Regions from separate parts of the Homo sapiens genome. Here region 2 is linked to region 1. The links are chromatin loops, found by intact Hi-C in ENCODE. Cell type or tissue: heart left ventricle. All regions are shown on one strand. Each heading gives the region's core, and the rest is flanking DNA. Links, peaks and the distances in the headings are about the cores only. Region 1 has its middle 49 kb from the start of LINC00621. Region 2 has its middle 58 kb from the start of LINC00566.

Region 1 (4,375 bases), core at 84-4,083:
AGCCTCCCAGCCCCAGCCCCCTGCAAAGCCCCAAGTCTCCGTTTAATTACTCTATCTTATTTTGTAATTATACAATAAGTGACATACTAAAAAACATCATTAAAATTTAAGCCTTTGTAATAACACCATTTTATTACATTTTGATGACTTTCCAACTGTGATACTCTATTATTCATTCAACGTTATTTTATGAAGGCACAGTGAGATTTTTAATATCTAATTACAGTATGGAGTGATCACGAAACCCGTCTCATGCAGAAGCGTGCTAAGCCCGGGTCCCAGGAGCACCTGGTGCCCAGGGAGGAGGAGCCCGCCTCATCTAGGGTCAGGAGGGACCCACGAGGCTGCGCGGGCAGCAGTTCTGCTGTGCGCTCTCAAAGGAGCGTGGAGACGGATGGGAATTCTGCAGCCACACCCACTGCGGCAGTCAAGAGATGTTTCCGCAAGGTGAGCTGGACATGCCTAAGGTCCTGGGGCTCCCGGGTGGCGGCCCTGGGTGGCCCAGCCTGTCAGGCCACTGCCTCAGAGAGGCCCCAGCTCCATTGGACAGCTCCCTGCAGGGGTGAGTATCCTCCAGCAGTGATTCCAAACCCCCAGGAAGGCTCCTGGGCTGGCCTGGACTTCAGGACATCCCACACGAGGCGCTAGGCAGAGTCTCTCCTCCCAGACTTTAACACCTGGGGGACTCCAGGGACTTCTAGTCTCCTAGAAGCAAAAACTCAGACTAGGGAGGGGTCGCCAACCCCGCCTGAGGCCACCCTTCAAGCCATTGGTGGCCCCAGGAGAACTCAAGTCCCACACCTGGGCCCCCAGCAGACTGACCTGCTGTAGACCTACCTTATGGGTGAGAGGCAGGCAGGTCGGGGAGTCCTGCAGGGAGCCTCGCGGGGCAGGAGGGGAGCAAGAGAGGCGGACTAGAGGGTACACTCCACTGAGCTTCCCACCCTCCGCCTTCTCCAGATGCTGCTCGGACGATTCCCGCGGAGGGTCCCACACCGGGCCCTGCCTGCTCAGCATGCCTCCCTCCAGCCTGTCTTGTCTCAGGGACTGGCCTGAGAATTCCTCGGAGCAGAGGAAGGCCCTGGACCCCGAGGGAGGAGGAATTCTGAAACGCCGTTACTGGAAATGTCCTCTCCCTTGCGTGGCCTGGGAGGTCCTGCTCCTGTGAGCCTTGGCCGCTGGCTGGTAACCCCACTCCCTCTGCTGCAGCACCCCCATACGGGCCTCCTCTGCCTGTTCTTGGACCTCTGGCTGCAGATCTTAGAAGGCTGAAATGGGTAGATGCGAGGCCTGGGAGCACCGTGGCCCCTCCTGGCCCCTGGGCCTCCTGCCTGGCACTTCATGTTTCTCTGAGTCCCTGCTGGGCCTCGGGCCTGCTCTCGGTCCAGGTCACTGAGCACACCCCACCCACTGCCACACCTGTCACGCGCCAGTGCCCTAAATGTGGTGTCTGGACATAGCCTCTCTCAGGGCTGAGTTTCTGCCATCCTGAGAAGTGAGAAGTGGCATCTCACGGTGCCCCCTTGCCTCCCATAGCAGACCCAGGGGACCCCAGCCCCAGGGGCCAGTGAGGTCGCACCGGCAGACTGGAGGCCCCAGCTGGCAGGGCCCAGGCAGCGTGGATGGGGTCCTGGGGCCACTCCACAGGTCCAGGCAGCATCTAGTTGAGAACCCAGAACATCCCAAGGCAGGCAGGCAGGCAGGTCCTTGGCGACCCTCTCCATCCCCCAGCGCCACGGACATGGAGCACTTGCTGCCTTGTGCGAGGACGGTAGTCCACACAGCAGCCCCTGGCCCTCTGAGAAGTGCTGCCCATGGCGGCAGAGAGGTTCCGCCCCAGCCAGGATGAAGGGATGGGCCTTGGCTGTGGCCCTGTCAGCTCCAGGGCAGAGGCTCACCGGGTGAGCCGGGGGAGAGACAACCGTGAAGCTGAGCGCTGGGCTGACAGCGGGGCATCTGGGGAGTCCGTGTCATCTCAAGAGGAATGGGGTGTGGCCGCTTTTATTTCCGTAGCTGTGCCTGGGGCCTCTCTGGAGGAATCTTCTCTGCAGGAATGAAGTTCCACCCACGTGGGGCTCCCACCTTCCAATCCCATGATTGAGTAGCTTTGCTCAAGCTCTGGCAAAATTTGATCATCCTAGAAATGAGATCGCTCACTTGTCCCACTCGGAGGAAGCTCAATTAACGGCGTCAGGCGCGGTCAGCCCTTCACCAGTGCAGGAAGGCGGCAGCCCTGAGCCACACAGCAGTGCCAGGCCTGCAGTCCTGACAAGGGGGTGTCAGACCCCAGCCCCGAGGGACCACAGACAGCCCTCTGACAGATGATTCAGTGTGGGACCACCGCAAAACCACGCAGGCTGGGCAGGCTGGGTACCTCCAACCTTTTCCCATTTGCCTAAAAGTAAGTGAACATAAAATTGAAAACTCTGAAAGAGGGTGTCTATGGTGATTCTGGCTCCATGCCATAGGGGTTTCTTTCTGTCTGGAGGGGCCCCTTTCTGTCTGGAGGGGCCCCAGTGCCTGAAAAGGCTGCTGCCTCCATGACATGGGGCTTTTTAACCAAGAGCAGAGAGGAGGTTCATAGGCAGGGGCCATGGCTGTCCTGGGGCTCATGCAGACAGGCGGGACCTGCCTTGTTCCAGGGTCCCCATGCCTGTCCCTACCTGCATCTTCCAGCACAAGCTGCCTGCCCGGGAGCCCCTGATGGGAGCCGGGGGCCTCGGAGTCTCTCCCATGTAACACCAGTCCTATGCTAGTGAGACCCCATGCTTCTGGGCCGTTGGTGTGGGGACTCAGCCCCTCTGCACTCCTGAGAGAGCAGCTGGGCTGCATCCATCCTCCTGCTGCCAGTGGCATCTCCTCTGCACCCTCCTCTCCCCTGCAGTGCCACCTCCCTTCCCTTCTCAGGAGAAGGCTGAAGGAGCCATGGCAGCTGGATATGCAGCCACCCACTACTGTCCCCAGACCTGCTCCTGGTGAGGCGCTGCCTGTGAGCAGGGAGTCAGGGCGGGCTCTGGCAGGGAAGGTTCCCTGGGGAAGGGCTGGAGAGGGGCCAGCTGGGGCCTGTTGCGGAGACAGTTCCCATGAGAAGTCTTAGCCGGCTTTTCAAGGCATCGGGCACAGCAGTAAGACGACTTTTATTTAAAATGCCCGAGCCTCAGTTTCCTCTTCTGTAAGATGTTGATTCTGCCTCATACCTCCCAGGCTTTTTGCCCGTGCAGAATTCAATGGTTTTTAGTATATCTACAAAGCTGCACAATCAAACCATTACCATCATCTGATGTTAGAACCTTTCCACCACCCCCAAAAGAAACCTCCATATCCATCGTGGCCACTTCCCATCTGCCCCAACCCCAGCCCCTGGCAACCACAAAGCTACTTTCTGTCTTCAACAGCTTTGCCTGTTCTAGGCACTTCGTATAGAAGGGGCCATTTGCTGTGTGGCCTTTGTGACTGGCTGCCTCGCCCAGCATGGTGTGCTCAGCCCCTGTTAGCATGTGGTTGGTGCCTCACTCCGCTGGTTACCAAGTCACATCGAAGGCCTCCCAGGCTCCTGCTGGGTTCCACCCAGTGGCTGCATCCTTCTACATTCCCGTCAGCAGCAGGCGAGGCTCCAATTCCTCCATGTCCTCGCCAACACTCGCTATTTTCAACAGAGAGCAGCTGGTGCTGTGACCATCTCCTGCCTCCAGGGTCCCCATGCCTGTTTCCACCTGCATTTCCAGCACAACCTGCCTGCCCAGCAGCCCCTAATGGGAGCCCAGGGCCTTGGAGTCCCTCCTGTGACCCTTCCTTCCCTCCCTCCCTCCTTCATTCCTTCTTCCCTCCCTCCTTCCTTCCTTCCTTCCCTCCTTCCTTCCTTCTCTCTTTTCTTCCTTCCCTCCTTCCTTCCTTCCTTCTCTCCTTCCTTCTTTCCTTCCTTCCTTCCCTCCTTCCTTCCTTCTTTCCTTCCTTCCTTCCTTCCCTCCCTCCCTCCTTCCTTTTAACCCTCCTTGCCTCCCTCCTACCTTCCTTCTCTCCCTCCCTCCTTCCTTCCCACCCTCCCTCCCTTCCTCTCTCCCTTCTTTCTCTCCCTCTTGCCCTCTTTCCCTTCCCACCCTCCTTTTTTCCCTCCTTCCTTCCTTCCTTCCCTCCCTCCTTCCTTCCCTTCTTCCTTCCCTCTTTCTTTCCTTTCTTCTCTCCCTCCCTCTCTCCTTCATTCCCTCCTTCCCCTCCTTCCCCTTCTACTCCTCCTCACCATCCTGGGGAGTGAGAAGTGGCATCTCGCTGTGGTTTTGGTGGATTCTCTAATGACTAATGGCGTTGAGTCTTTTCATGTGCTTGCTGGCCATTTGCAGGTCTTCTTCAGAGAAATGTCTTTTAAACTCCTGTGCCC
Region 2 (4,375 bases), core at 290-4,289, 1.4 Mb before region 1:
TGAGCTGGACATGCCTAAGGTCCTGGGGCTCCCGGGTGGCGGCTCTGGGTGGCCCAGCCTGTCAGGCCACTGCCTCAGAGAGGCCCCAGCTCCATTGGACAGCTCCCTGCAGGGGTGAGTACCCTACAGCAGTGATTCCAAACCCCCAGGAAGGCTCCTGGGCTGGCCTGGACTTCAGGACATCCCACACGAGGCGCTAGGCAGAGTCTCTCCTCCCAGACTTTAACACCTGGGGGACTCCAGGGACTTCTAGTCTCCTAGAAGCAAAAACCTCAGACTAGGGAGGGGTCACCTGCCCTGCCTGAGGCCACCCTTCAAGCCATTTGTGGCCCCAGGAGAACTCAAGTCCCACACCTGGGCCCCCAGCAGACTGACCTGCTGTAGACCTACCTTATGGGTGAGAGGCAGGCAGGTCGGGGAGTCCTGCAGGGAGCCTCGGGAGGCAGGAGGGGAGCAAGAGAGGCGGACTAGAGGGTACACTCCACCGAGCTTCCCACCCTCCGCCTTCTCCAGATGCTGCTCGGACGATTCCCGCGGAGGGTCCCACACCGGGCCCTGCCTGCTCAGCATGCCTCCCTCCAGCCTGTCTTGTCTCAGGGACTGGCCTGAGAATTCCTCGGAGCAGAGGAAGGCCCTGGACCCCTAGGGAGGAGGAATTCTGAAACGCCGTTACTGGAAATGTCCTCTCCCTTGCGTGGCCTGGGAGGTCCTGCTCCTGTGAGCCTTGGCCGCTGGCTGGTAACCCCACTCCCTCTGCTGCAGCACCCCCATACGGGCCTCCTCTGCCTGTTCTTGGACCTCTGGCTGCAGATCTTAGAAGGCTGAAATGGGTAGATGCGAGGCCTGGGAGCACCGTGGCCCCTCCTGGCCCCTGGGCCTCCTGCCTGGCACTCCATGTTTCTCTGAGTCCCTGCTGGGCCTCGGGCCTGCTCTCGGTCCAGGTCACTGAGCGCACCCCACCCACTGCCACACCTGTCACACGCCAGAGCCCTAAATGTGGTGTCTGGACATAGTCTCTCTCAGGGCTGAGTTTCTGCCATCCTGAGAAGTGAGAAGTGGCATCTCACAGTGCCCCCTTGCCTCCCATAGCAGACCCAGGGGACCCCAGACCCAGGGGCCAGTGAGGTCGCACCGGCAGACTGGAGGCCCCAGCTGGCAGGGCCCAGGCAGCGTGGATGGGGTCCTGGGGCCACTCCACAGGTCCAGGCAGCATCTAGTTGAGAACCCAGAGCATCCCAAGGCAGGCAGGCAGGCAGGTCCTTGGCGACCCCCTCCCTCCCCCAGCGCCACGGACATGGAGCACTTGCTGCCTTGTGCGAGGACGGTAGTCCACACAGCAGCCCCTGGCCCTCTGAGAAGTGCTGCCCATGGCGGCAGAGAGGTTCCGCCCCAGCCAAGATGAAGGGATGGGGCCTTGGCTGTGGCCCTGTCAGCTCCAGGGCAGAGGCTCACCGGGTGAGCCGGGGTAGAGACAACCGTGAAGCTGAACGCTGGGCTGACAGTGGGGAATCTGGGGAGTCCGTGTCATCTGAAGGGGAATGGGGTGTGGCTGCATTTATTTCCGTAGCTGGGCCTGGGGCCTCTCTGGAGGGATCTTCTCTGCAGGAATGAAGTTCCAGCCACGTGGGGCTCCCACCTTCCAATCTCATGACTGAGTAGCTTTGCTCAAGCTCTGGCAAAACTTGATCATCCTAGAAACGAGAACGCTCGCTTGTCCCACTCGGAGGAAGCTCAATTAATGGCGTCAGGCGCGGTCAGCCCTTCATCAGTGCGGGAAGGTGGCAGCCCTGAGCCACGCAGCAGTGCCAGGCCTGCAGTCCTGACAAGGGGGTGTAGACCCCAGCCCCGAGGGACCACAGACAGCCCTCTGACAGATGATTCAGTGTGGGACCACCACAAAACCACGCAGGCTGGGCAGGCTGGGTACCTCCAACCTTTTCCCATTTGCCTAAAAGTAAGTGAACATAAAATTGAAAAATCTGAAAGAGGATGTCTGGGGTGATTCTGGCTCCATGCCATAGGGGTTTCTTTCTATCTGGAGGGGCCCAATGCTGCCTCCATGACATGGGGCTTTTTAACCAAGAGGTTCATAGGCAGGGGCCATGGCTGTCCTGGGGTTCATGCAGACAGGCAGGACCTGCCTTGTTCCAGGGTCCCCATGTCTGTCCTTACCTGCATCTTCCAGCACAACCTGCCTGCCCAGGAGCCCCTGACGGGAGCCCAGGGCCTCGGAGTCTCTCCCGTGTGACACCAGTGCTATGCTAGTGAGACCCCGTGCTTCTGGGCCAGGCATGCAGGGCCGTTGGTGTGGGGACTCAGCCCCTCTGCACTCCTGAGAGAGCAGCTGGGCTGCGTCTACCTCCTGCTGCCAGTGGCATCTCCTCTGCACCCTCCTCTCCCCTGCAGCACCACCTCCCTTCCCTTCTCAGGAGAAAGCTGAAGGAGCCATGGCAGCTGGATATGCAGCCACCCACTACTGTCCCCAGACCTGCTCCTGGTGAGGTGCTGCGTGTGAACAGGGGGTCAGGGCAGGCTCTGGCAGGGAAGGTTCCCTGGGGAAGGGCTGGAGAGGGGCCAGCCGGGGCCTATTGAGGAGACAGTTCCCATGAGAAGTCTTAGCCGGCTTTTCAAGGCATCGGGCACAGCAGTAAGACAACTTTTATTTAAAATGCCCGAGCCTCAGTTTCCTCTTCTGTAAGATGTTGATTCTGCCTCATACCTCCCAGACTTTTTGCCCGTGCAGAATTCAATGGTTTTTAGTATATCTACAAAGCTGCACAATCAAACCATTACCATCATCTGATGTTAGAACCTTTCCACCACCCCCAAAAGAAACCTCCATATCCATCGTGGCCACTTCCCATCTGCCCCAACCCCAGCCCCTGGCAACCACAAAGCTACTTTCTGTCTTTAACAGCTTTGCCTGTTCTAAGCACTTCGTATAGAAGGGGCCATTTGCTGTGTGGCCTTTGTGACTGGCTGCCTCGCCCAGCATGGTGTGCTCAGCCCCTGTTAGCATGTGGTTGGTGCCTCACTCCGCTGGTTGCCAAATCACATCGAAGGCCTCCCAGGTTCCTGCTGGGTTCCACCCAGTGGCTGCATTGTTCTATATTCCCACCAGCGGCAGGCAAGGCTCCAATTCCTCCATGTCCTCACCAACACTCGCTATTTTCTACAGAGAGCAGCTGGGGCTGTGACCATCTCCTGCCTCCAGGGTCCCCATGCCTGTTTCCACCTGCATTTCCAGCACAACCTGCCTGCCCAGCAGCCCCTAATGGGAGCCCAGGGCCTTGGAGTCCCTCCTGTGACCCTTCCTTTCCTCCCTCCCTCCTTTTAACCCTCCTTCCTTCCCTCCTACCTTCCTTCTCTTCCTTCCTCCCTCCTTCCTTCCCACCCTCCCTCCCTTCCTCTCTCCCTTCTTCCTTCTCTGTCCTGCTCTCCTTCCCTTCCCACCCTCCTTCCTTCCCTCCTTCTTTCCTTCCTAACCTCCCTCCCTCCTTCCTTCCCTTCTTCCTTCCCTCTTTCTTTCCTTTCTTCTCTCCCTCCCTCTCTCCTTCATTCCCTCCTTCCCCTCCTTCCCCTTCTACTCCTCCTCACCATCCTGAGGAGTGAGAAGTGGCATCTCGCTGTGGTTTTGGTGGATTCTCTAATGACTAATGGCGTTGAGTCTTTTCATGTGCTTGCTGGCCATTTGCAGGTCTTCTTTGGAGAAATGTCTTTTAAACTCCTGTGCCCAGTTCCTGGTTGGGTTGTTTGTCTTTTTGATGCTGATGCTCCTAGGAGTTTTGTGAGACTTGATGTGGGACCAAGGGGACCATCTTGAGCTAGCGGGAAGCCACGGAGCCAGGAGCCCTGTTCTCCTTCGGATCCCCCAACCCCAGTTCCTCTCTCCTCCCCTCCTCTGTCCCTAGCTCCCTCTCTCTCCAGGCTTTCTGAGGTTTGTCCACACTTTGCAGAAAAGGCAGGGTTGGACCCAACTCCAGGGTGGCCACTGACCAGGTGTGCGACTCTTATCACTGGGAGAGGGGTTGACATCTCTGACAGCGTCATTTGCCTGACAGTCTGAGAGTTGCTTCAGACCCCAGGCTCCCTGAAGGGGCAGAGAACACAAATCAACATAGAGATAGTTACCTGCAGAGCCACTGAGGGAGAAGTCAAAGGGCTGATGAATGCTGAATGGCTTCCAGACACGCCTGACATCAGGGAGGAACGCTGGGCCTCAGCTCGCCCCCAGCCACCCTTGGCGCTGCCCCCAGGAACACTGACTGTGTTCTGTGCCTGGGGGCCCAGGCGTGTTTGAGCAAACAGCTTTCCTATTCCCAGATCCCAGGAGAGGTGGGTGGGAGATAGCTGGGTGGAGAGGGCGTATCCCCGA

What was found. Peaks named below come from ENCODE experiments on the same cell type or tissue, not always from the same donor. Only the 100,000 strongest peaks of a DNase experiment are listed, where the experiment ranks them.
Region 2: it touches region 1 in a loop (13-fold over the local background); 6 of 110 quality-filtered maps call a loop at or near these places.

What each region holds. Positions count from the first base shown.
Region 1 is chr13:22,963,058-22,967,432 of GRCh38, reverse strand. No RefSeq gene overlaps it. Among named protein-coding and RNA genes, the nearest start is that of LINC00621, 49 kb to the right of the region's middle. In heart left ventricle, for the core only: no CTCF peak of the experiment used is centred there; no DNase peak of the experiment used is centred there.
Region 2 is chr13:24,387,596-24,391,970 of GRCh38, reverse strand. No RefSeq gene overlaps it. Among named protein-coding and RNA genes, the nearest start is that of LINC00566, 58 kb to the right of the region's middle. RefSeq lists an enhancer at 1-273. In heart left ventricle, for the core only: no CTCF peak of the experiment used is centred there; a DNase peak (open chromatin) is centred at 2,236.